Regions from separate parts of the Mus musculus genome. Here all the other regions are linked to region 2. A link is a loop called in an ENCODE intact Hi-C map of the cell type or tissue named here. Cell type or tissue: heart. All regions are shown on one strand.

Region 1 (5,000 bases), 72 kb before region 2:
AACCCTGCTGACCACCCAGTTAAATGCTGAAGACTAGGAGATGACTCCTCAGTCAGTCCACTGGGTGGTATACATATGAGTAGATGTTGGGAGCTGGGGAGCAGTGGTAAATGGCCACTGTTTTTAGGCAACTGTGCCTTAGGGAGCTTATTGCTGTCCCCAAACTCTCCCGGAAGTTGGAAGCCTTTGAGAATCACGTTGTGTGTTGATTTTCAGTCTGATGGGAACTTGGGGTCCTTTCCCACATCTCCATCCCAAGTCACAGGAGTCCAATCAGTGCCCTCGTTTTAACTGCTATCACCTTGGGAGGCAGGGAACTAGACTTGTGCTGTAATCATGTAATGAGAGGTTGGTTTTGGTTTTCTGAAACTTAGTTCTGTTATTGCTGGAGAGAAGATTCTCTTCCAGGGCATGCTTAGACACCTATAGATTGTTTACACGCATCTACAGCTGGTCAGTTTTTATCACTCGGCCCACTTTCCAAACCCTTTGTTATCTTGTCAAAAGATGATAAAAAGAGCCAGGCAAAATCATCATTTCTCTTAGTCTACAGCCATTCCAAGGTTTTATACACGGAGACACCAAATCCCTTGGTCCTTAAAAGAGGAGAATTAGGAATTTCAAATGCATTTATCTTGCAGAGTGCTTTAAAGAGTTTACATGTGGCTTTTCAGTGCTCTATATGCTACCAGAGGACTCTTTAAGGGAACATAAGTTTGAGTAGGAGAGTCAGGTAGATACCACCAAGCCCACTAGAGAAATTCATACCTACAATTCTGTTTCTCCAGAAATGCTTTTGGTACCACAATTTGTATTAGACTGGGTTTTCTAGAATACTAGAATCAGTGGAGTATCAGTGGAATGAATATATGTATGTATGTAGGTGTGTGTGTGTGTGTGTGTGTGTGTGTGTGTGTCTGTGTGTGTGTGTGTGTGTGTGTGTGTGTATACACTCGAGAGAACCGAGTTGCTTGCTTGGTCCTCGAGACTTGTTGCTTCCACAGTTGGAGTAGGTCTGTCCTAGCCATCTCACTAGGGAGGCCATCAACACAGTGGATTTTCAGTACGCATGCTAGGTGCCTTAGAGTCCCAATCTGATTGATGTTGAAAACCTGGAAGATTTCTGGAAAGCCACTGGTCCCCAGTCCCAGTGGAAGCTTCGAAATCCTGGTTCTGGTACTGGCTAAGGAATCCGAAGCAGTGATAGGGTAAATCTGCAGGGAGAGGGAAGGCCAAAGGAACAAAAGGCAAGTAAGCTTCCTGCTGCCACACCTTTCTTATCTGGGCTGCTACCAGAAGGTGCCACCCACATAGCAATCAAGTAATCAGGACGATTCCTCAGGTGAGGCTCTGGACTCAGGTGTGGCCTTGGCCAATGGATGTAGAAGTCCCATGGGGCAGCTGGAAGACAGTCTTGCTGTGAAGGTTGGTTTTAATCAACTTGCTAGACTGTCTTCTAGCTGCCTCATAGAAATTCTATATCCATTGGCCAGGACCACACAGGGAAGGACAGAGGGCCCAAGGATAGTCTGACTTACAATGGATCACGAGGCAACTTTTGTTGGTTCTATGTATTTAGGGCTGAACCATATCACTTGGCCTTATAAATACCTCATGTACATTCAATGTAAAGAAGGGGACTGCCCAGCATTTGTATCCTGAAGAGAGGTGGGGTATTTGGCTTCATTGCTCCTTATTGAAACAATGGGAGAGGTCACATCCTCCTGGGTACCAGGAAACACATCAGGAAAGAAAGAGGCCTTCAAAATAGGTCTTGAGCAGTGGGAAGGACATTAGCAGGATTGAAAGAAAAGGTCTGCTTACAAAGTCAGTCTAGAGTCCTTCTCTCATGAGGTTTTATGATAGTTCCTGAAATGAGAGCTTACTGCTTATGAATCTGGCTTGAACAATGATAAAGGTTGCAGAAGACGCTGCTACTGCTTTCTATTCAAAGGCCCAATAGCAAACCATGAAGACGCTCCTATCCAGCCAGACCTGTGAACGAAGCTATGCCCTACACTTACACTGTCCAACTAGTATCATTCTAGACATTCTAGATACCAGTGCCATCCATGTCCCGCTCCCCCTCCCCCACTATACCATCCACATGACTGTACGGCACTGAAATACAGCATCATCACCAGCCATCTGTGGGTACCACGTTGCCTTGGGCTGCGGTTCCAGGTGAAGGGAGGGTACGTACTAAGGTGTAGAGCGACATTTCTGGGCTGGGTGAGTAACACTTTTGCCAGGGTAATTATTCATGTTGTGGGTTATCTTCAATCTCCTTCAATTCCTCCCTGCTATAAAAACCCAGTATCCAGTCAAAAGTCTTAGCTGTGTGCAGAAGAGGTACTCAAAGCATAAATTTCATCATTGTCTTTATCTTTAGCACCAGAGCCCTTTGCAGTCACACTTGGGGAAGCACACTGACTCCCCCAGAGTCCATCGGCAGCTCTATTAAATAGGCACGGATAGAGGTGACTTGTGTGGGAACTGAGTGGGCTACTTTCTTATGGCCCAGGGTGAGAGTTCCTGCCATCTGTACATTCCATATTGACTGGCACTACCTCAGGAGTAAAGCAGTAGGAGATATTTTGCATTCTGAAAGTTTCTTGAGGTGTGGCTGACTTGAGCACACAAAGACAATCTATTTTTCAAACAGTTTTTTGAAGAGCCTGAACAGGAGATAATGATTTTTTTATTGGGTAAGCGGATGTCAGATAGACTCAAATGAGACAGAATCCTGGGTTTGGAGGGCACATTTCCACAGGCTCGGTGCACTCAGTGTAAAGCCCGACTCTTAGGTGAAAGCATCAGGACATCTTCGTAAGCAAATACAAACTTGAAATCTCACAGAAGCACGAGGACCTCGCCGTCTCCCTCTAGTGGTCGAGCTGTGTTTCATCAGGTTGAATCTTGGGATGGGGACTCTGAAGCCCTCTTCTGGAGGGCAGGAGAAGCCTTCTGCATTTCTGAGCTTGCAGATTGGCTACAAAGAAGCCTCCTGACTGACTGAGTGCAAAGCCAAAAAAGGACAGACCTGCAGGAGCCACTGCTAAACACTGAATCCCCTCTATGATAATTTGAGAGTATTTTCTCCTTCAAAGACTACTAAAAGCAGAATAAAATAAATTTTTCCTTTGCTCTTTCAAAATGGCTGAATTTCTTGTCTTTTGTTTGTTTGGGTTTTTGATTCTTAAAACAGGATCTCACTATAGCTAGGCTAGCCTGGAAGTTGCTATATATTCCAGTATGGCCTCAAATCTGTGATCCTCGTGTGTCTGCCATTTGAGGGCTGGAATTATTGACCCATACTGCTGTGTCCAGCTTGTGAATCTTTTAAAAAATAAACACATTTTCTTATTTAGCTATCCTGCGGTGTTGGGCATGCGCTGGTACTTAGCTAGTTTCAGAAGCGTTGTGTCTCATTTCTCAGGTGATTTCTGTAGATAGAAAGACAGCTACAGAGAGCAGATATTATGGGCCTCAGAACACTCCCATGGACTCAGCTTGACATGAGTGACGCCATCTTGCCTCCACAGCTGCCTAAAATAACACTATTCAGTTTTCCTCTGAAGTTTTCCAAGAAACTGTAAGCGAAAGCAACCAACCACCACCACCATCGCCATCTACCAAAACCAACCAACCAAACCATGAGTAGAATGTGGGTCTTTATAGGCAGACCCTGGGGCCGAGAATGTGCCCAGCTCTTTGATATTCTCTTAAGATAGGCCAGGTCCACTCCAGCTAAGGTGAGGTCACTTTCGTCCCAACCCTTCTTTTGTCCCAAGTAATTGGATCCACTTAGTCTTGTTGTCATCCAGGGCCATGTGTTTTTGTCCGTAAGTTCCACGATAAATTGCAGTCTATGAGATCCTGCATCTGTCCCTTTCTTCAGTCTCCGTGTACCTGGGCCTGGGTTTTGCTAAAACATCACTGCAATGTGGGGTAGGTTTTGCAGACAGGAAGTGAGTATCAAAGACCAGCGTGTCTATTTCTGACTTAGAGTCTGTGGAGTTCTGACCACACAGCAGATGGGCACCCATAAGTTTCTTTAGGTATAAAATGGAGTTAGTTCTGGTTTCCTTGAGGGATTATTGTGAGGAGGGACAGAGAGTATGTCAGGTGGTACATCACTTGGTGGCAATACTAACCACCAAGAATAAGCAAGAAAAACTCAGTGTTTATTGTTTATTTCATTATTGTTGCTTGAGACAGGGTCTCCCTATGGCCCTCCGCCTGGCCATGAGCTTGTGAGCATAAGCCCCTAAATGCTGGCCTAACAGCTCTACTCCATTAAGCAAGGTGGACACCTGAAACACGCTCTCTCTCTCTCTCTCTCTCTCTCTCTCTCTCTCTCTCTCTCTGTGTGTGTGTGTGTGTGTGTGTGTGTGTGTCTTTGCTTTCTTTTTTAAACAGTACATAGCTGATATTACCATTTGTTCAAAATCTCAGACTTTTAAAAAGTGGCTCTTACTGGGTGGTGGTGGCACATGTCTTTAATCTCAGCCCTTGGGAGGGAGAGGCAGACAGATCTCTGTGAGTTCCAGGACAGCCAGGGCTACGCAGAGAAACCCTGTCTCAAAACCAAACACACACACAAACAAAAAAATTAAAGCTAATAAACAAAAAACCAAACCAAACAAACAAAAGTCTGGCTCTCACTCTTTACACAAAACCAATAAAGCAAAGAGAGGTGGCTGAGGTCTGCATGTGGCTCTCTCACTTCCTCCCACCCAGCTAACCGGCTGGATGGATGCCGCCTGCAGCCTGCAGGGATTCGAGGATTTCCAAGAAACTGTAAGCGAAAGCAACCAACTGGATTCCTCTCTCCAGTCTTCTCCCTCACTAGTTTGCTGCTTCTCTCTAACAGGACTCCCTAGTCCTGCCTGCATTCTAACCTGGGGCAGAATTAGCAATGAAGACTGTTGCTGTAATCATTCTGCTTTATGTAACAAACTAAATATATTCCACCTTGTGGTTCTCTCTGCAGAGCG
Region 2 (5,000 bases):
TCATACTGGCTATTCTAGCTGTGCTGGTGGAAAAGTCGCTGTTGAGAAACGGTCCAGACAGCAATCTGAACCTCTTCCCCTTCAGCTTGAGTTTATTTCCTCAAATTTCATATTCATTAGCCCTGGCGAACAGCTGGTCATCTGTCGCCACCTCATATTATTTTTAAATTTCTAAAGATGTTTGGGTCATCTGTCTCTTCCAAGGAAATGAGCCAGTTCCTTAACTTGGCCATAGAGTTTATAGCCCAGCTCTTTCGCCATGTGTTTCTTCTCTAAACTCTCTCTGTATCAATTCCACCTCCTGCTCTGGGCCGCGTTACAGCCACATATACTAAATTCTAAGGAGAAAGGGAAAAATGTAGTCTTTCCTCGTGGATTTCTTCAAACATGTGGCTTAGTTAAGACATCCTATGAGGATCTTTTTCTTAATAGCAAAGTTGTATTTTATTATATGCTTATCGTATGACTCTAAAACTGTGTTCCCACTCTCTCAGACATACAAATACACACGTATACACATCCACACTCACACATGTTTTCATCACATCCTGAAAATGGACCAGTTAAGTAAAGCCTGTTGTGTCTCTTTGAAGTCTGTCATGTTTCCAATCTTACATCATAAATAACTCAATTTCTAATTCTAGTCTTCAAGTTTTCGACTAATAATTCCAGGCTATTTATGAGTTATAAAACATAGCCAGCATGCATTTAGAATATTATTCTTTCAATAATGTTGTAAAAGGCTACTTGTGGAAAACTTGTCATTTGCCCAGATTTCTATGTCTGAAATGGTAAGAAGCCATATGTGCTTGTGTTCCTGGCATAGATTTAACACTATTGGGATTGCCTGGGTGATGAGCATTTGGGCTGACTATGCTCCACCCACGGGCAACTTCATACTCACACAGTGTCTTTAGGCTGGGAGCTGTCTGACAAGGACACACCCATTTGGTTAGACAGTTTGAACTTGTGACTCCCTGACCCCTAGGGTGAGCTCAGCAATTGAGGGCATTGGCTTTATCAATCAAATTTGAGTAAGGAAGCCTCCATAACTCCTGAAGAGAGTTAGGAGAACCCATAGGAAGGGGTATTATTGGAGGGAACTCCCACCCCACCTCACCCCCATACCTGACTGGCTCTGCACAGTTCTCCCTTGGCCATCCCTGAGCTATACCTTCTGAGACATGTGTGTGGTTACAGTCCACTGGAGCCCTTTCTGGAGGTCAGGTGAGACTGAATTGAATTGAATTTTACTGAGTTCTTGGGACCCAGTTGATGATAGAGGCTCCTCAAAGAATTGATGAATGTAGAAAAAGAAACATCTTAGCTGCTCAGCCATCCCCCAGCCTTTGAAGGCAAACCTCTTAATAAATAAAATTGAACTAAATGTCCAGACACTGCATTCAATTCAAGCTTGGGTTAGAAATCCTCACCCCTTTAGACTTAACCATTCGTCTGACCAGAAGTCTCTCTTAAAACAAAACCAATCCAGAAATGGTCCATGGATCAGAACAACTCCCTATCAGGGTTTCTACTTTTGGAAAACTGGATGATGATTGTAACATTAACCTGTAGGCCCCACTTGTCCAAGGATAAGAGTTTGCTGGAACTCTGGGAGCTATAGTTCTTGGGAAATAACCAGCCACGTGTTTCACTCTCCTAAGCGAGTTTATTGAACCAAGCCTACCAGTTGTGCCTTATCACATGTAGGCTGTAAGCTTGCCTCTGACTGGACCTGATGGAAAATACAGTGACCTTAGAAGGTTGCCTTTCAGAACCCCTGCAAAATGTGATGTGTGCCATTTCCTGGGAACCCAAGAGTAGACCTGACCAGCGTCCATTATCCTGGTCAGCATTCAATTAAAGCTTGCTTCAAATTTGGCACAAAATTGTGGTAGTGGTCTTATTTTCAACCAGTGAGATTAACAATAGTCTCACCACCAGGGGGCAGTGAAATGAGGAATGACAGAAGCAGCTTATTTAAGTATCTAGACTAGAGCCTGGCATATCCTTACTGATACATTTAAACACTAATGTTAGAAGCATCTTGCTAAATCTCAATTCACAACTCTGAAAACTGAATCTCTAAACATGGGTCTGCTGATGTTTTTATAGATCTTTCCAAGTGGTTCTGATGACAGTCTGGGCTGAACTTCTTTGATCTAACTCTTCTCTCCTTCCCACTTTCTCAGAAGCCCCAACCTAACTTCTACAACAGGATGGATGGATGGATGTAGCTGGAGTAACCACACAGCCAGTTGACAATGGCCAATCTCAACCTAAGTATTAACAGATACCTGCACTCTCAAAAGTGCCCTGGCCTGGACATTCACTCCTACATAAACACATGGCTCTGCAATGTCTATTTCTGAACTATAAATTATTATAAGGACTGTTAGAACAAAATGGTAGGTGGGCTTAGGTTTGACACATGCATTAAACAAACCAAACCAAACAAACAAAACCTCAGGATGCTTTAGGTTCTCTTCTGCTGGACACAGCTTATATCAGAAATACACCCAGTAATCAGTTTCAAGGAAGGTTCGAGAGTATTGGCTCCTTCCCAAGATTGGAGTGGGCTGGGGTGTGGTTCCATCTTGATTAGTCCCAAGCTGACCTTCATTCTCTGATTAACCTAGGTCTTTTAAAACAGCCTTCCTTTTTCCTTTTGCTGTCTTTTGTGCATTAGCTACTCCACCCCTGGGCTCCCGTGGACAAGGGAGAAAGCGAACGGCATGTTTGACGATCCTGACAAGAGGTGAGAAGGAAGGGATGTGGAAACAGCCATACTGTTTCTTGTTACCTGTGAATTTAAACCGTTCCAGCCCAAGTTTTTTTACAAGTTTCCACCAGCTGGTTTGAGAGCTCATTAGGGGCCTGATTGCCAGTAAAATTAAAGTAACTGTGTCTGAAAACGATGTGATATTTTAGCATCTGTCCTTGGCGGGACTTGGGAGTTTCCGAATATAGCAAAGACCAAAACTGTGCAAATCACCTTTCCTCCCAGGGCCTTTCTCAGGTCCTTTCTTCCCTCACCACCAATCATAGCTAAGTATGGATAGACTAGCTGTAAATAGTTTGCTGTAGGTACAGTGATGACTTGATGTCAACTTAAAACAAACAGCACCATCACCTCTACAAAAGGACGCAGCAGAAACTCTAGCTGTAGGGGCGGGAGTAGCGGGCCCACTGATGACATCACTGGGTTTCCTAGTTAAATCCCTAGGCTAATTTGAACACTTCCTCCTCGAGGTAACAAGTCTGAGTGTTTAAAGCTGCCAGGTTCTTGTTCTTTGACTGTCTGAGAAAGAAGCAATCCATGTGCAAAGTGGGTTAAATGTACGCAGTTACTTAACAGAACTATAGACTAAAGAGTACTTTAACAGGTGTGTGTGTGTGTGTGTGTGTGTGTGTGTGTGTGTGTGTGTGTGTTTGTGCATGTGCACCCACTCATGTGCTCACATAGGGATGTGTTCTTTGCAATCCAGGTGACAAAACTGAAGAAGCAGACTCTAAGGGTGAACAGACAAGTCCTTGCGCCACTTGTCAGGAGGGATCCAGCAGCTTCGCGGTGTCCTGTCTTTGTCTCTGTTAATGATTAGCCAAAGCCTCTTCCTCTTGGAATTCTTAGAAGGAAAGAGCAGTTTGTGCCAGGAAGCAGCATTTCCCAGAAACCTTAAAACCTCCGATGGAAGGGCCTAGATGGATCTAAGCAGTGATTAATGTGGGTAAGCCACTGTGCCTGACTTCTCTCCCTTCCCCTTTTCTTCCATCCCCTCCCCTCCTCCCAAGCTCCTCCCTTCCCCTTTACCCTAGGCCCTCTTCCCTTATGGGGTTAGAATGCTTTTACATTTTGACTGTTATATCACGATCCCAATGTATTATGCAATAGGGCTTCAGTCAGTGAGTCAATGATATGTGCTATTTTAATCAGGAATTCTATTTTAATACAGAACTTTTAGCTAGATCATGTGCTAAAATAAATGTACTCAGCCCCCACCTACTTGGGTCCTGGGGAAAGACTCTTGCTTGTATTGGAAGGACTTCCTCAGCCACTCAGAGAGGCACATTTGTATACCAACAGGGTGGAAGATACGCAGTGATGGGGACTAAAACAAGCACTGTTTATGTTTTGCTTGCCCACACAGCCACCTAGAAACAGGCCTCTGGGGGATTTTTGGCTTCAAGAAAAACCTTTATCAAAAATGCCGTTTGCTCTTTATGGCATTGTGTATAGTCTTTGGAGACTTATTTGTGTATAGAAGGCCTAATGCCCTGGAAGGAGCCTAGCATGGGAGGAAAGGAAAAAAAATAAGCAAGTATAGTAACCACTTGTCCTGTGCAAACAGAGGGGAGATGCTAAGAAAAACATAGTCTCAAGTCAGAATGACTCAGGGGTGCAGAGGCCAGGAAATCATTCCTCACCCAGTGCGCACAGCTCCTGCCTTTCTTCTCTGGTCTCAACGTGAGGTGTAGCAGACAGTTTTATTCGGAAAGAGTATGTGAGTCTCCATCTAATTCTTGTGTGGCTTGGTACTATCTTGGTTGAAATGTGCTCACTGACGAATTATTTTTGGCAGCGCGTAGCCTGCCCCTGGCATGGAAACCTCATAATCTTGAGAGGAAGGGCTAGATTAGATGCTGGTCATGGGCTCTGTCTATTCACACCCCCACTACCCTGAGAATGCCTCCCGGGCCTCTACTTCCTCATCTGGGATGAGTTTGCTCCTACAGATCTTTGAGTTTTGGGAGCAGGTAGAAGAATCCACAACATGGTGATGACCAAGTTCTTGGAGATTCTCCAAAGCAAGACAGCCTGCATAAACTGAACTTCCAATAGAAAAGGGGGTTGCTCCATGGTGACAGATTAGAGCAGGAAATTCCGAATAACCAACCAGACAGTGAGAAATAGCCTGAATTTCTGCCCTTCCACTTTTCCAAAAGGAAGGATGGCTAATGTTTTAGCCCAGGGGAGCACCTGCAAAGCAGATCCAAAGAAA
Region 3 (5,000 bases), 84 kb before region 2:
GTACCCCCAATGCCTGTGTCTTCTTGTGGGGTTGTAGGTCTTGTGCCAGTAGGTGTAGTTGCTGTGTGTTTACAATTATGATGGCGTACTACACCCAGAAAGAGAGGGTTTCATAGCACTCCTTCTCCACATTCTTATGCTTTCCCTATCTTCCTCTCCATGTTCTGCCACATTCCCAACCTTAGTGTAGTGTGTGTGTGTGTGTGTGTGTGTGTGTGTGTGTGTGTGTGACATAGACGTCTTGTTCAGGGCTGAGCACTCAATGTATTCTCAGCACTTTGACCATTGTGAGGCTGCATTCTTCGTTGCTCTCTGCACTACAAAAGCGTCTCTGGTCGAAGCTGACAGTGGCACTATCTACAGGAGTAAACACACTCATCTGGGAGGCAATTTGGCTACATTTCCATCTATCAACACATCGGCAGTACATCCCTCAGGCCTGGGACCCTGCCAGCCACAGGCTTTGAACAGGTTTGCAGACCTAGCCCATCCCACAGAGCAGACCACAGATCAAACTGGATAGTGCTTATTTAGCCCCAAAACATTCTTTTCACTATTGACCCGGTGAGCATACTTTGCCTGACGGGTCAGAATTGCACCTGCAGAGTCTGTGATGGTTTGTATTTGCTTGACCCAGGGTGTGGCCTTGTTGGAGTGGGTGTGTCACTGTGGGTGGGGCTTTAATACCCTCATCTTAGCTCTCTCAAAGAGTCTTCTCCTAGCAGCCTTCAGATGAAGATGTAGAACTCTCAGCTCCTCCTGCATCATGCCTGCCTGGATGCTGCCATGCTCCTGCCTTGACAATAATGGACTGAACCTGTGAACCTGTAAGCCAGCCCCAGTTAAATGTCCTTTATAAGAGTTGCCTTGGTCATGGTGTCTGTTCACAGCAGTAAAACCCTAACTAAGACAGGGCCCATAGCTGAGAGAGATTACTGCTGACTTTCCCCTCCCAGCAGCCTACATAGTACTGTCCAGCAGTATGGAAACTTGCCAATAGGGGACTTTCAGCCTCAGCTCCATTTCTGTGATCTCATTTAAAGCATGCAGTGTCTCCAGCAATAGGCTTCATTATCTACTTCTGGTGTCCCGCTCGTGCCTTTGAAGATGTTATGTTCAAAGCACGTAAGCTAGCATGTTGCTAGCATTTTCCTGGCTGGGGGGTTGTTTAGTGTTCACTCCTGATAAGGTTCTAATATGTACAAATTGTGTCCTCATTGGTATAGCACCTAAGGAGCAACCCCTGCCACTGAGCCCCGTTAGTGGGGACATTAACTGATTTTGAGTTGAGCTCTTTACTCGGAGTCCGAGGGAATCCCCTGGCCCCCAGTAAATAGTCTGTAGCAGATACTAATGGTGCCTGCCATTTTGCCTTCTTCATTCTAAACCTTCCCTTTGTGTTATAAGAAGTGATTCTGGAGAAGACACACAATGACTAGATTGTTAAAAAAAAAGGAAAACATCTGGCTTAGCATGCATCGAGAGCCCTTGCATTGATGCATCAAGAATAACATTAGCATGGTGTGGGGATGCTTTCTGGAAGGGGAATACTGGATTTCTTTCATGCATTATTCCTTATATACCATCATCAAAAGAGATGCCCCAGCCAAACCATTTAGGCCAGAACAGCGCAGCCATGACTAAAGGTCCCTGCCAGCACCCACTCTCTGCCATCCGCAAGTTTAAGATCCGTGTGGAGGACAAACATCCACACTGCAGCAGAAAGAACTTCAGACGGAGACTCAGCGAGCTCACAGGCTGACTTCTCCACACAGTCATCTCAACAGCAGGTTTCAACCTGTGGGTCGAATGACCCTTTCTCAGGGTCACCTGAGACCACCAGAAAGCACGGATATTTACATTATGATTCCTACAGCAGAAACCTTACAGTTATGAAGTAGCAACAAAAATAGTTTTATGGTTAGAAGTCACGCATAACGTGAGGAACTGTATTAAAGGGTCACAGCATTAGGAAGGTGGAGGACCACTGGTTTAGGACAAGCATATCATAAACTGGACTCTTCACAGCTCCCACAAACCCTTGCCTGCTGTAGAATTCAAATCAGTGAACAATACCATTGTGTACCCAGATGCCAGGGCCAAAAAATAAATAAATAAATAAAAAAAAAAAAAAAATAAGACGCACCCTTAACTTCTTCCTTTCCTGACTCTAACTAGCAACTTTGGTTGGTTTTACTAACTAGGTTACTAACTAGGTTTTACTAGTTACCTTTGGTTGGTGTTTTAGCACAAAAACAGGACGGGCCGCTTGCCAGAAACCCATTTTGTCCACTTCACACTGTCTCCTCTAACCGGCTTTATTTCAAGCCACACAGATCAACCCAAGGCACAGGTGGCTAGAATATGTCCTTGAAAACATATATGCAAATCACACACGCTCATGCAAACCAGAAATACCTTAAAAATTCCTGGAAATCACCCTGACTTGGCATATCCAGGACACACCTCCAAATTGAGGTTTCTTATTTTAATTGAGATTGGTTTCTACCAGAACAGTCACTACTGGGGCAGGTGGAGCTATTTAAACCTTGAACCACCAGAGGGCGCACCACCACGCCACAACAGGCTTGAGGAATGGGAGAGGTCACGTTTGAAAAACAAAAGAATAATAGATATGTGTCTACACACGCAAAACACCTACACATATAAAATATTAGATATTTATTATTTATCATTCATTTATTTTAAATATTATTTATATCCAAATTTAAATAATAATTCATTATTAGTTTAATGAAATATTTTTGATTTAATTAATTTAAAGTTAATTTATTTTGTTTATTTATACATTATAAATTTATAAGATAAATATGATTTATCTATAGATTATTAATTTAATAATATTTAATTTAATTTATAATTAATTAATTAATAGGCATTTGTTTTAAGTATTTATTATTTAAACCCTATTTTATTTTAATGTGTGTGGGTGTTTTGCCTGCATGAATGTCTGTGTCACATGTGTGTGACGGCTGCCCACGGAGGCCAGGAGGAGGTGTCAGACCCCCTGGAACTGGAGTTACAGTTATTATGGACATGCTCGGGAAATGCCCCCATCCTCTGGAAGGGCTGCAGTGCCCTTAAGCCATTATTTCTTTATTTATTCTGAATTCAAGCCAGCCACCTTCCTCTACTTTTTGCCATATGCATGGATTCAGGCCATACACACACACACACACACACACACACACACACACACACACACATGTTCTTTCTTTTTTCCGAGACAGGGTTTCTCTGTATAGCCCTGGCTGTCCTGGAACTCACTTTGTAGATCAGGCTGGCCTCGAACTCAGAAATCCACCTTCCTCTGCCTCTCAAGTGCTAGGATTAAAGGCGTGCGCCACCACACCCGGCTGGTCTTTCTTATTATTGAATGAAGAAAAGCAACTATGAAACTTCAACTATTCTTTTCCTCAAGGTCAAGCTCCATTTAATATTTTTAAATTATTCATCGTTTGTACGCATGCGTTTGTATTTGTGCATATGCATGTGGAGGCCACAGGTTGGTTTAGCTACACTGACCAACCAGCGAGCACCAGGGGTTCTCAGGTCCCCGCCTCCCCACCACTGAGCCTACAGCACTTGGCTTTTTAATGTGTGTGCTGGGAACCAAACGCAGGTCTCTATGCTTGCATGGCACAACACTCAACTAGCAGAGCCATCTCCCCAGCCCTTCAAACTCCATCTGTAACAGTCTTGTCACATGTCTCAACTTTCCATTTAAGAACTTCCTTTTTTCCCCCAACATAATATATTTATTGATTATTTAGAAACTTCACACACTGCACCATGATCACCCTTGCTTCCCACTCCTCCTAGGTCTGCCTTCTTGGAGCTTGGTCAAGCTCCCAGTGGCCAACCCCTTAAAGATAACTGAGCCTGCCCCCCTCTTCACTTCCTCCGTAGGCCATCTTCTCTGAAGAGCTACACTTAAGCATCTTGATCATACTTTTTAGGGAGTCTCTTCAATGGCTTCCTGTCTAGACTGGTTTGGTCAGGGTTTGGGGGGTGAAGGGGTTGTCACAGAACCCTTCAATGTCTCTCCTTCTCAACTCTGAGTCTGCAGTCATTTATTCCACTACAGAAGATGCTTCCTGCCCACAGCAGCCAACAGCAGCCAGGATCGTGGACTTCCTCCTAGATTTCAGTGGCGTTCCACAGACCACATACTTCAGTACGGTCTCAGGCAGCCATACAGAAAACGGACATCTACACAGCCTCCAGTGGGAGCACAGACCGTGTACATCAACATGGCCTCAGATGGCAGCATGATCCACAGATATCTATGAGTTCTCTGGTGGTAATAAGATCCACAAACATCAGCCTCGTCTTAGATGGCAGCATAGACCACAGACAACAATTTGTCCTCTGGTTGTAACATGGACCATGAACACTAATGGCCTCCAGCAGTAGCACAAACCACAGACACCAATATGGTCTCCAGTGACAGCATGGACCATGGAAGTCTTTCTGAGTAAGCCCAATCCAGAAAAGTGAATGGTCTCCATCTTAGACATCCTATTGATGCTCAGAGACAGGGTGACTGTGCAGCTGGGCTTCACATTCAGGCTACTGCATACCACTCTGCCAGCCCTAATCGGAAACAGCATGTTTCCCAGTCCACTGCAGCTGCGCTCTTGCGCTCTCGGTCCTCCACAGCTGTGCTCCCAGTCCTCCACTCCTGTGCTCCCAGTCCTCCACTCCTGTGCTCTCGTACCCATCACTGCAGGTCTCTAGTTCTGCCATCATCCCATGGCTCCATCACACACCTATTCATCAAAGTGGCATTGCAAACTGCAGTGTGTCACCCAGTGTATTTTTGGCCCAAACAGGTCAATACCTATTGCAAGGAGTCATTGGTCTGGTTCAATGTTTCTGGTTTCTGAAACACCATAAAAGCTGGATTATTGCTGAGACTCGTCTCAGATATTCCATTGTTGTCCAGAGTCAAGGTGATCTTGTGACTGTGCAGGGCG
Region 4 (5,000 bases), 170 kb after region 2:
AAGGCATCAGCTCCCTCTAGGACTATCCTTAAAGAGGGTTGTGAACCACAAAGTGGATGCTGGGAACTGAGCTGCAGTTCTCTAGAAGAGCAGCCAGTGCTCTCAGAGCCTCCTTCTCTCCAGAACCAGGGGTGGCATGATTTTGTTCCATAAAGAAAACACAGAGGAAATTCTAGACATTCTACACACACACACACACACACACACACACACACCACACCACCACTGACTAAATAATTCAGTAACATTACAGGTTACTGTAATGGTACTCAACTGTTGGATATGAACATCCCAGAGGCCAGGGGAATCCAGAGGAGTGAAAACTTGTATATAGTTCACACAGGAATTACAAGCCAAACCATACCTATGTCTAAACATGCTGTGTCATTCCCTGGAGCCCATCTGGAGAGCCAACAGGATATTTATACTCAAAGGAGGGGAGAAAAAATGACAGGGTAGAGGGAAAGCCTCCAGGATAGTGAGGCCTTACCTTGGAAAGCACTGATGATTAGCGATATCTGTTCCTGAGCCAAAGGTAAGACTAATGACTTTGATATTATAATCATAATCAGAAAAATCTGTCACCACTGGAGAGGATATATGGCTGGGCTCAGCTCTCTATCTAACAAGAGAAGGTAATATTTTCAACACACGTGAGGATTTTTGTTTATCTTGGCTTATTATTAGGAAGCCCGTGGCCTCTACATCGTGTTGAAGTGCACGATGTACCCAGTCCTACCCCGTGTTTTCTATTATTCTTAAAGGATTTCAGCTGCACGATGTTCAACAACAACAACTTTTCTGCCGAAATCTGGCTTTTCTGAGATGACTATCCAGAGACAGAAGGCACGGATAATCAGACAGGGGCCTTCCTACCAGAGCTGCTTCGGTTTAACTTGAAAAATCTCACATCTGGGACCTAATGGCTAACATCTGAGGCACCAGGTCTTCCCGGAAGCAAGCACTTCATGCTCCCACAGTTCAATGTGCAACCCACAGATTGCTTGCCGAGGAATGGAAGCCTTCAGGGAGAGCGACGTTCCACCAGCCTCTGATTTAGCGTTCTCTGAAACAGCTGCAAATATCTTCCTCTTCTCTGGGGTTAAAAAAAAATGGACTCTAATTGCTGAATCTCCTGATTTAAACGGCTAATTCATCTCACCAAACGTGTGTTGGAAGGAAACTGAGCGCACCAGGCCCCTTCCAGATCATTCCACACAAGAGATATTGCATCTTATTCTGAAAAGATAATGGGTCAAATATGCTCTCAGTAGGTGCCAAATCAGTACAACCCCATTACTAGTGCCATGGGATGCTGGCCGCTGGCACCAGGGGTGGGTGAAGCAAGTTTGTCAGTTACATTGTCCCCTTAGCTTGATCTTCTATGAAAGACAATTAACAACAAGCCCAAAGTTGCCTACTGCTTTGAAATAAACAGTGCAAAAGTAAAAAGCTAACACTTGGGTCAGTTTTGTGTTGTCCTGTTTGAGACTGGGTGTCACTATAGCTTAGGCTATCAATTCTGTTTTAGCTTTCCAAGGGCTACAACAGCCAACACCTGCCACCATGCCGGGCAGGAATCACAATGTCAAGAGTGAAGTCCCCAAGCAGTGAGCTCCTGAGAAATGCTGTACTTCCATTGCCAACCCCACCCAGAGCCAGAGTCCCAAAGTTCAACTGTCCTTTAATACTCTAGAATCAAAAGATGGTTGTTAATAGTAAATAAATAAATAAACGGGGGAGGGGAGCTTTCAAGGGGCTTCCAACTTTAGGAGGAAGTCCATAAGAAGAGAAGATAAATCAACTTTCTGACTGTAAAAGAAAATATGAACAACTGCATGGAACTGTGCAAGCACACACACACACACACACACACACACACACACATTTAAAAAGCAGTCTATGGTTATTGTGCATGGAACAGCCCACAATGACCTCTCCCGATAACTCCCCACAGCAAATTCTCCTTTTTCTGTTTTCCTGCACAGTTTCAGGCTACTTCTTCAAGCTTATTTTATATGGCAACGATCAGTCCACATTCTGTGACTTGCAGATCTCCTCGCATCACCCCACCCCATCCCACTTTACCATCCATCCACTTATGTTTTTAAAGGCTGCCACCGCTGCCCGGCGACTCAGACAGAGCAACGACAGAGCAGGCAGCAGTACGTCATTCAGAAGTCTTTATTTTTATTGCAACAGAGAGATGTCTCGGGCTTGCAATGCAGAAAGAGCACCGGCTGGCTGTACTCCGTGCAAAGAGAGCATCCTGTGAAAGGGAAAGTGGGGTTTTATCAACAACGGGGGTCAATCTCCTCTTCTGAATGTGGTCCCAAGTACTGAGGCACCAGTGGAGAAAATGGTCAAACAGCGCCACCTAAAGGAGGAGCCAAGAAATGCAGCAGACGCGTGTCCGCGAAGATCTGCAGATCTTCCTGTGACAACAGTGACAGGAAGGCTGTATGATTGGTTTGTCATCACTTGAGAGAAACACGGATTCTAGGATATATTAAGGAGGAAATATTAGACCAGGCTCTACTAAACAATGGGGAGAAACCCTGTGTAGAGAAAAGTTTGTTTGTTTGTTTGTTCCATTCAAGGTTCCTGACATCTGAAATGATAGCCTAGGGAATCCTGCCTTATATCTGGAGCAAGAAATGAAGCATTGCTTCTTTGCAATCAAGGCACCCCACAAAACTCAAAACAAGCCCAGACTTTAGGAGCTGCCTTTTTGATTCATAACTAGTTTATTTTCAGAGTCTTCTGATTAAAAGGGACATATTACAAAGAAACTTTGCCCTTAAAGGCACACATGACTACTGCAGAATCTTTCCCACAGGGAGCAGCACTGACCTCTGGCCTCCCCATCTTCTCTTTGTTCTCCCTCTCCCTCTCCCTCTCCCTCTCCCTCTCCCTCTCCCTCTCCCTCTCCCTCTCTCCCCCTCCACCTCCACCTCTACCTCCACCTCCCCCTCCCTCTCCCCTTTAAGGTTAACATAAAACAGATCTCCACCCTCTCTGCAGATGGCAGCCTTGCCCAGGAGCGGTTCCTTTAAGCCACCTGTCCGTCCCAGGCCCTGACTCTAAGCCAGCCAAAGTGGGGAAGATTCAGTCACTATCGCCTTTCAACTCCTGGACCCCACAGTTAACAATAGAAATATTAGTCCTTTGCTATATGAAAGGCAGAAGTTTAAGTCCTTCCTTTAATGGGATCCTTGTTGAAATGCAACTGCGACTGACTCTGGCTTCGATTTGCCTTGGAGGAGCTTTTTTCATAACTCAAATCAAAGAGAAGAACGTGCATTCTTGCTAAATTCCAATACGTTTTATTGTTCATTTTGTGTCATGAATAGTGGTCTTGGGATTCAGAGCCTAGCTACACTGCCAGTGGCCCTACACCCTTCCCACCTGTGTCTACCAGACAGCCTGTGTCTGTCAGCTCTTCAGACATCACTAGTTGTCTAAGGTAACCAACATGACAGAATGCTTATTTTGGTTCACAGGGCTAGAAGTTTTACCCATGTTCTCTTGGCCTTATTGCTTTGGTCTAGTGATAAGCCAGCCTGTCATGGTGGGAGCATGTGGCAGAGAAGGCCTGTCCATGTCATGGTGGAAAACTAAGAAACAGGAAAGGGGAAGGTCCCTGATCCCCTCTAGAACTTACCCTCACTGAGCTAGCCTCCGCCTACCAATTCCTACCCTAAGGTTGGTGCCTATACTCAAGCCTTTAGCCCTAGGGACTACAGGGACGCTTACCCAAACCATAGCACACCCCTTCTCAAATTCAAAATTCACAGATACAATTCATAGGCCACATGAAGCTCAAGAAGAAGGAAGATCAAAGAGTGGATACTTCGGTCCTTCTTAGAAGGGGGATAAAAAATACCCATGGTAGGAGATACTGAGAAAAAGTTTGGAGCAGAAACTGAAGGAAAGGCCATCCAGAGACTGTCCCACCTGGGGATCCATCCCATATCCAGTTACCAAACCCAGACACTATTGTGGATGCCAACAAGTGCTTGCTGACAGGAGCCTGATATAGCTGTCTCCTGAAAGGCTCTGCCGGTGCCTGACAAATACAGAAGTGGATGCTCACAGCCATCCATTGGACGGAGCACAGGGTCCCCAATGTAGGAGCTAGAGAAAGGACCCAAGGAGCTGAAGGGGTTTGCAGCCCCATAGGAGGAACAATATGAACCAACCAGACCCCCAGATCTCTTAGGAACTAAACCACCAACCAAAGAGTACACAAGGAGGGACTCATGGATCCAGCTGCATAAGTAGCAGAGGATGGCCTTGTGGGACATCAATGAGAGGAGAGGCCCTTGGTCCTGTAAAGGATCGATGATGTCCCAGTGTAAGGGAATGCCTGGACAGGGAAGCGGGAATTGGTGGGTTAGTGAGTGGAGGGGGGGAGATGGGATGGGGGGTTTCAGAGGGGAAATGAGGAAAGAGGATAACATTTCCTCATTGTAAATAAAGAAGATATCTAATAAAATATATATAATTAAAAGGAAGGAAGGAAGGAAGAGATAGAGAGGAAGAAAAATAAAGAAAGAAAAAAGAGAAGAGAAGAGAAGAGAAGAAAAGGCAGCCAGAAAAACAGGACTCCTGCCCCCTGAGATCCAGTTTGCCACCTGCCAGTGTCTCCAAATGTCCAAGGGCAGTAGCAGATTCTAGAAGTGTGTTAAACATACATACACACACAAACACACACACATGCACACACAGAGAGAGAGAGCCACCCAGGCCCATATAGGCCCACTCCATCTGCTTTTGCCTTTTTTGTTTTATTTACTTGTTTGCTTATTTGTATTTGTGCATGTATGTCTGCACATGTGTGTGATGCTCTCAGAGACCAGAAGAAGGTGTCAGATCCTCTGGAACGAGAGTTACCCATAGCTGAGAGTCACCACATGGTTGCTGGGAACCAAGCCAAGGCCCTCTAGAAGAACAGCCAGTGCACTTAACTGGTGAGCTTAACTCCAGCCCTGACAATG
Region 5 (5,000 bases), 92 kb after region 2:
CTGCTGGTAAGAAAACCAGTGAGAAGACAGATAAACAGATAAAGGGGGGAAAAAACTAATATAAGTTAGGATCTCAGGCCAGTTTTTTTCAGGGGTGGCAAGAACTTAATCCCACGAGGGCCCTTTGGGAGCTAGAGGAAATGCCCATCTTGAGATTCCCTCATGAGGGGCAAGGGAGTTGGGCTGTTTATACAGCAGCTCTCATCATATGCTGGTATAGATGCCATCTCCCTATGTGCTGGTATAGATGCCATCTCCCTATGTGCTGGTATAGATACCATCAGAACCACACGTGACTTCTTAGATAGACTTCTTTGGCTAAAAGGACCTCACCCAAAGTTTACTTTTCTCCCACTGATCCAGTTTCTTGTAGATGGCACAAAGTCATGCATAACACTTATGGGGGAGCCTCTCTATTTCTCAATTTTCCTGGGCATGGCTAATTTAGCTCAGGTCTGCAGCAAATGCACTATACCTCATAGGACTTGGGCATCATTCAATACACACCAGCCATGCTGCCTTTAATGGTACCATTAAAATAGCAACAACAATATTGGTTTCTTCTACACTCATTTCTAAGTCCTAGAAAATGGAATTTTCTGAAAGAGGATAAATTTAATTCAACAAAAATGTATGTATATGACATATGCACATTGAGACATAAATACCATGTCTAGAAATTATTCAAATCAATACATATTATTAAGGCACAGTACATTACATTAAAATACCTTCTGCTATAACACACTTATGATCAAGAATTGAAGGAATAGGGTTAGGGAAATGGCTTAGTCAATAAAAACATTTACCCAGTTGGGATTCCGAAGAGTCAAAAAACCAAGGTGCTGGAGCATCTGTAATACCAGCATGCCTACAGTGAGATAGGAGGCAGAGGCAAGAAAATCTCTCAGAAGTTTGCAAGCCACATAGTCTAGAGTCTACAGCACAATGGCAGAAACAAGAGAGACCCTGCCTTACACAAGACAGAAGACATAACCTCCTGAAAGCTATCTTCTGATCTACTTATAGCTGCACTCCTATACACATTATTACATAACACACATGTGCAAGGAGGCACACATGCACACAAGAGCACATACATGTACACACACCAAAAAATTAAAGTCTAAGTGCATAACAACAATGCTATGAGGTAAAAATAAAGAAAATTTTATGTAATGATGAATTAGGGCTCTGTCTAACCCAAGTTGATCCCTGTCCTGACCATAGTTCCCTGTTCATTCCCAAGCCCACCAGTTCAGCTGTCCCACCTCCTGAGACCCTCCCAGGCTTCAGGGGGTGTTTGGAGTCCCCTGCTTAGGTCAAGTGTCCCCAGGTCCAAATCTTAATCTCTTAGTTCACTTGCAAACTTAGGCTCTGTTGGATGCTTTCCTCGCAAACGTAGGCTTCAGGGTCTCCCAGGATGCTGCCTCTCAGAACAAGCCTCCTCCATCCCCTCCTACCCTCCTATGGGCACAGGGCCCAGCCTTGTGGAAAGCAGATTAAGGAAGACACCAACCTCTGGCCTCCATGCACACGTATATGCACACATAAGCACAAGCAAAATACACAGACATATATAATACACACAGGAGCAATACTACTTTTTCAAGTAATGAAAACTAAGATAAAAAGAAACATTATTAGTTAATTCCAGATAACCGATTATTGTTTCAGTTATTATTATTGTCTGTGTGTTTATGTGTACCTGATATATATGTGTGGGTCTCTCCCTCTCTCTGTCTGTCTCTGTCTCTGTCTCTCTCTCTCTCTCTCTCTCTCTCTCTGTGTGTGTGTGTGTGTGTGTGTGTGTGTGTGTGTGTGTGTGTGTGGTAGGAGAAATCAACTTTGTGAAGTTTGGTCTCTCCTTCCACCTTTCATGAGTTTTAGGATCCCATTCATGTGACTGAGTTTCCCTGCCAAACACCTTTACCTACTTAGGCCATCTCACCAGCACCTTTACATTTGTTAAATAATATTTGATTCACTTTGTGTTCATGTGTATATGGGTAGGGGTCCACATGTGGAAATCAAAGGACAATTGGCAGGAGTTGGTTTTCCTGTTCCACTCTGTGGATCCCGGGGATCAAACTCAGGTCTCTGAGCTTGTTGGCAGTCACATTTACCCCATGTCCCCAGCACAAGTGATTCTTAAGGCAAAAGGAGGCAGATACGTCCTACGTGCAGTGGACAACCTCTATGGTTTCATGGCTGTGTCGTGTGCCTGTGAGTTCCCACGGCAATTCCAGATGCTGAGATACTCCTGGGCACAAACTCACTGCATTCATTGCTCCTGTGGCGTTAGAACCCAGGATGAGAAGCACGGAAACCCAAGATGGAAATATACCGAGAAGGAAAAAGAGAAAACATAAAAGGGAAGCGAGGGAAACAGATAGCTGGCAGGGTGAAGAAGAAAACAGTCCCTCTAAATAGAAAAATAGCCGCAGGATATTCCCAAATACTGCTGCTTGTTACATCCACATTTTGACAAAGGAGACCATATGGTGCTGCCTGTCCAAACAGCCCTGATCTCGGCCAAGCCCTGGCTGGAGAAGTGGAACCCGCACAGTAACAACAGGCTCCCGCCACATCGATTCTGTTGATGTTGGAGCAGATTAAAGCAGATGTTTCCTGTCGGCCTGTGACTCTCTTCCCAATGAGCCCAGCAGCATTCTCTGTTCCTGCAAGCACCTCACACCACTGGATTTCCTGACCTTCATTGTTCATGTGTAAATCGCAGCGGGCGGCATACCCCAACCTCATGCCCAGCAGCTCCACATTCTGGAATCTTCTTCTTAAAATGAAAGATAATTTATAACTAGACAAAGGAGGACTTGACTAAGAAAAGTGCCTGGCAGTCTCATGGGTGGGGCTGCTGTGGGCAGCTGTGCATGGTGGCTCGAAATTACTGAACAGTTTTGGTGGAGGAAGGGTGGCATTCAAGTGTGGTCCCCAAGATCTAGAAATTGATCTGCTGACAAAGGATGCTTCCATCAAGCCCAGTAGGAGGGAATTTTGCATGCTTGACCCATGTCCCTTTCATCTTTCAGGTAGTAGCCAACAGTAGGAGAAGGCAGGGAATCTAGTATACGGTAGGTACCAGAATCAGACCAGAAATATAAGGACCACGGCTTTCAGCTCGAGAGCCGTGAAGGCTATGGCGCTTAGGTTTGCTTCCAGTTGTCATAACGTTAGGATTATGATTTAGAGATGGGATTGTCTTCAATAAATGGTTCAATAATATGGGATTCTTGAGTGAGGGAGAAAATAACAAGACAAAGGACATAAGTAATAACCTTTAAAAAAAATGCCAGATAGTATTCACTGAGTTCTTATTCCATATGGACCTCATTACTTTACGACTCCCATCTGCAAGTGATGGAGATGAATCCAGGGCCTCCTGCACGGCCAGCAAGCACCTACATTAATAATCCCATTTGAGCTCATGACAACCCAATAAAGCTGACTTTTGTTTGACAAATGAGAAAATAAGCAAAGAAAGGTTAGGTGGGGTGAAAGGTTAGGTGGGGTGAAAGGTTAGGTAGGGTAAAAGGTTAGGTGGGGTGAAAGGTTAGGTGGGGGTGAAACTTTAGGTAGGGGTGCATCTACCTGATAACGAGTAACAAGGGTCTCAGGCTCAACCTTGGAGCGATGTGAAGCTGAAGTCTGGGCTCTTGCCACCGCACTTTTGGATGTTGTCACTCCAGTGGGTGGTTTGATGCATAGTGAACTCTCTCTTCCTGACCTAGCTCATCCCATCTCACCACCACAGGGGCCACTGCTGCAGTCAGAGCACTCTACTCAAATCGAAATAAAAAGCAAAGAAGGCATGGTCCATTTTTAAGGTGTTTTTTTCCTGGGTTCCCACGACGATGCTCATAATGTAAAAGAAGATAAGACGGTTGTACCAAGTCCTGGTCACCTCAGCTCAACTTTTCTCCACTAACGAGTCGCCTGTATAGAAGGAGTGCCTTATATCCTATGTGTTGCCACTAATACCTCACTCTCTCACTAAGTCAGAAATCTGAGCCTATTTGCTGCCCTCCCAGACCAAGTGTGATGGCTTAATCTTGTCAACCTGACACACCTGGGAGGGATGACTGGCATCCATCAGATTGGCCTGAGGGGCATTTCCTTTTCCTTTTTTTTTTTTTTTATTAATTCTTTGTAAATTTTGTATCATGAACACCAATCACCACCATATCTGCCTTCTGCCCCTGCAACCTCTACCCTAAAATAAAAATAGTTAAAACTCTCTCTCTGTGGAAGCTGCAGTGTGTCACACAGTATATACTCCTTTGCCCAGCTTTACTTGTAAATGTTCACTGCAATGAGTCACTGGTCTGGCTCGAGGCCTCTGACTTCTGCTACTCTATCAATACTGGATTCTGCCTGGGGCTCCTCTCAGGTACCCTGTTGGCCTGTGTCATAGAGATCCTGCAGCTTTGGATCTGCAGGGCCAGCCCCTTCACATGCTCCAGCGTATCATAGATGGAGTAGATGCTGGGGTGGGCCAACTCAAAGCCCTGGATCTGGGCCTAGGTGGTAGCTGAGTCTTTCAACCTGCCACCTCTCCTGGACCTGCACCACCAAGGCCATCCCTCCTGCTTTGCCTGGTTGAGGGTCGGGGCCATCTCTTCTGCCTGTTGCAGCCAGCAAAGAGCAGGACCAGCTCTCTTGTGCTCACACCATCAGGGCCACCTCTCCAGCACTTCCCTGACAAGGAGTGGTCCAGCTCCACCCCTACCACCACCACCACCACCACCACCACCACTACCACCACCACCATCACTACCACCACCACCATCACCACCACCACCACTACCACCACTACCACCACCACCACCCCTTGCCCTCAGGGCCAGCTCCAATGCCCATACCATCAGAGCCAGCTCTACTGTGCTGTCCAGGCAAGATGCAGACCGGCTCGCCTCAATGCTATAACCAGTGAGGAGTGGGGACAGCTCTCCCAAATGCTGTAGCTGGTGAGGGGGCAGGGC

Evidence for each region. Hi-C counts contacts between places; a loop is a spot of excess contacts. Peaks named below come from ENCODE experiments on the same cell type or tissue, not always from the same donor. Only the 100,000 strongest peaks of a DNase experiment are listed, where the experiment ranks them.
Region 1: a loop joins it to region 2, with 2.1 times the contacts of the local background. A loop is called at or near these places in 10 of 42 quality-filtered maps.
Region 3: a loop joins it to region 2, with 2.1 times the contacts of the local background. A loop is called at or near these places in 10 of 42 quality-filtered maps.
Region 4: it touches region 2 in a loop (5-fold over the local background); 39 of 42 quality-filtered maps call a loop at or near these places.
Region 5: a loop joins it to region 2, with 2.2 times the contacts of the local background. A loop is called at or near these places in 4 of 42 quality-filtered maps.

What each region holds. Positions count from the first base shown.
Region 1 is chr19:24,631,874-24,636,873 of GRCm38, forward strand. No RefSeq gene overlaps it. Among named protein-coding and RNA genes, the nearest start is that of Tmem252, 40 kb to the right of the region's middle. In heart, no CTCF peak of the experiment used is centred here; a DNase peak (open chromatin) is centred at 2,918.
Region 2 is chr19:24,703,677-24,708,676 of GRCm38, forward strand. All of the region lies in intron 10 of Pgm5 (phosphoglucomutase 5), which reads right to left. Gm38581 (a long non-coding RNA gene) reads left to right here and starts at 3,542. Exons shown (of 4, transcript XR_877778.3): 1 at 3,542-3,728. In heart, a CTCF peak has its summit at 1,933 (motif pointing right); DNase peaks (open chromatin) are centred at 155 and 4,575; H3K27ac peaks cover 1,479 bases.
Region 3 is chr19:24,619,463-24,624,462 of GRCm38, forward strand. No RefSeq gene overlaps it. Among named protein-coding and RNA genes, the nearest start is that of Tmem252, 52 kb to the right of the region's middle. In heart, a CTCF peak has its summit at 2,552 (motif pointing right); a DNase peak (open chromatin) is centred at 2,559.
Region 4 is chr19:24,869,109-24,874,108 of GRCm38, forward strand. No RefSeq gene overlaps it. Among named protein-coding and RNA genes, the nearest start is that of Pgm5, 9.8 kb to the left of the region's middle. In heart, a CTCF peak has its summit at 2,391; no DNase peak of the experiment used is centred here; H3K4me3 peaks cover 527 bases; H3K27ac peaks cover 219 bases; H3K27me3 peaks cover 1,119 bases.
Region 5 is chr19:24,795,198-24,800,197 of GRCm38, forward strand. All of the region lies in intron 6 of Pgm5 (phosphoglucomutase 5), which reads right to left. Among named protein-coding and RNA genes, the nearest start is that of Gm52405, 61 kb to the right of the region's middle. In heart, no CTCF peak of the experiment used is centred here; a DNase peak (open chromatin) is centred at 2,674; H3K27ac peaks cover 1,912 bases.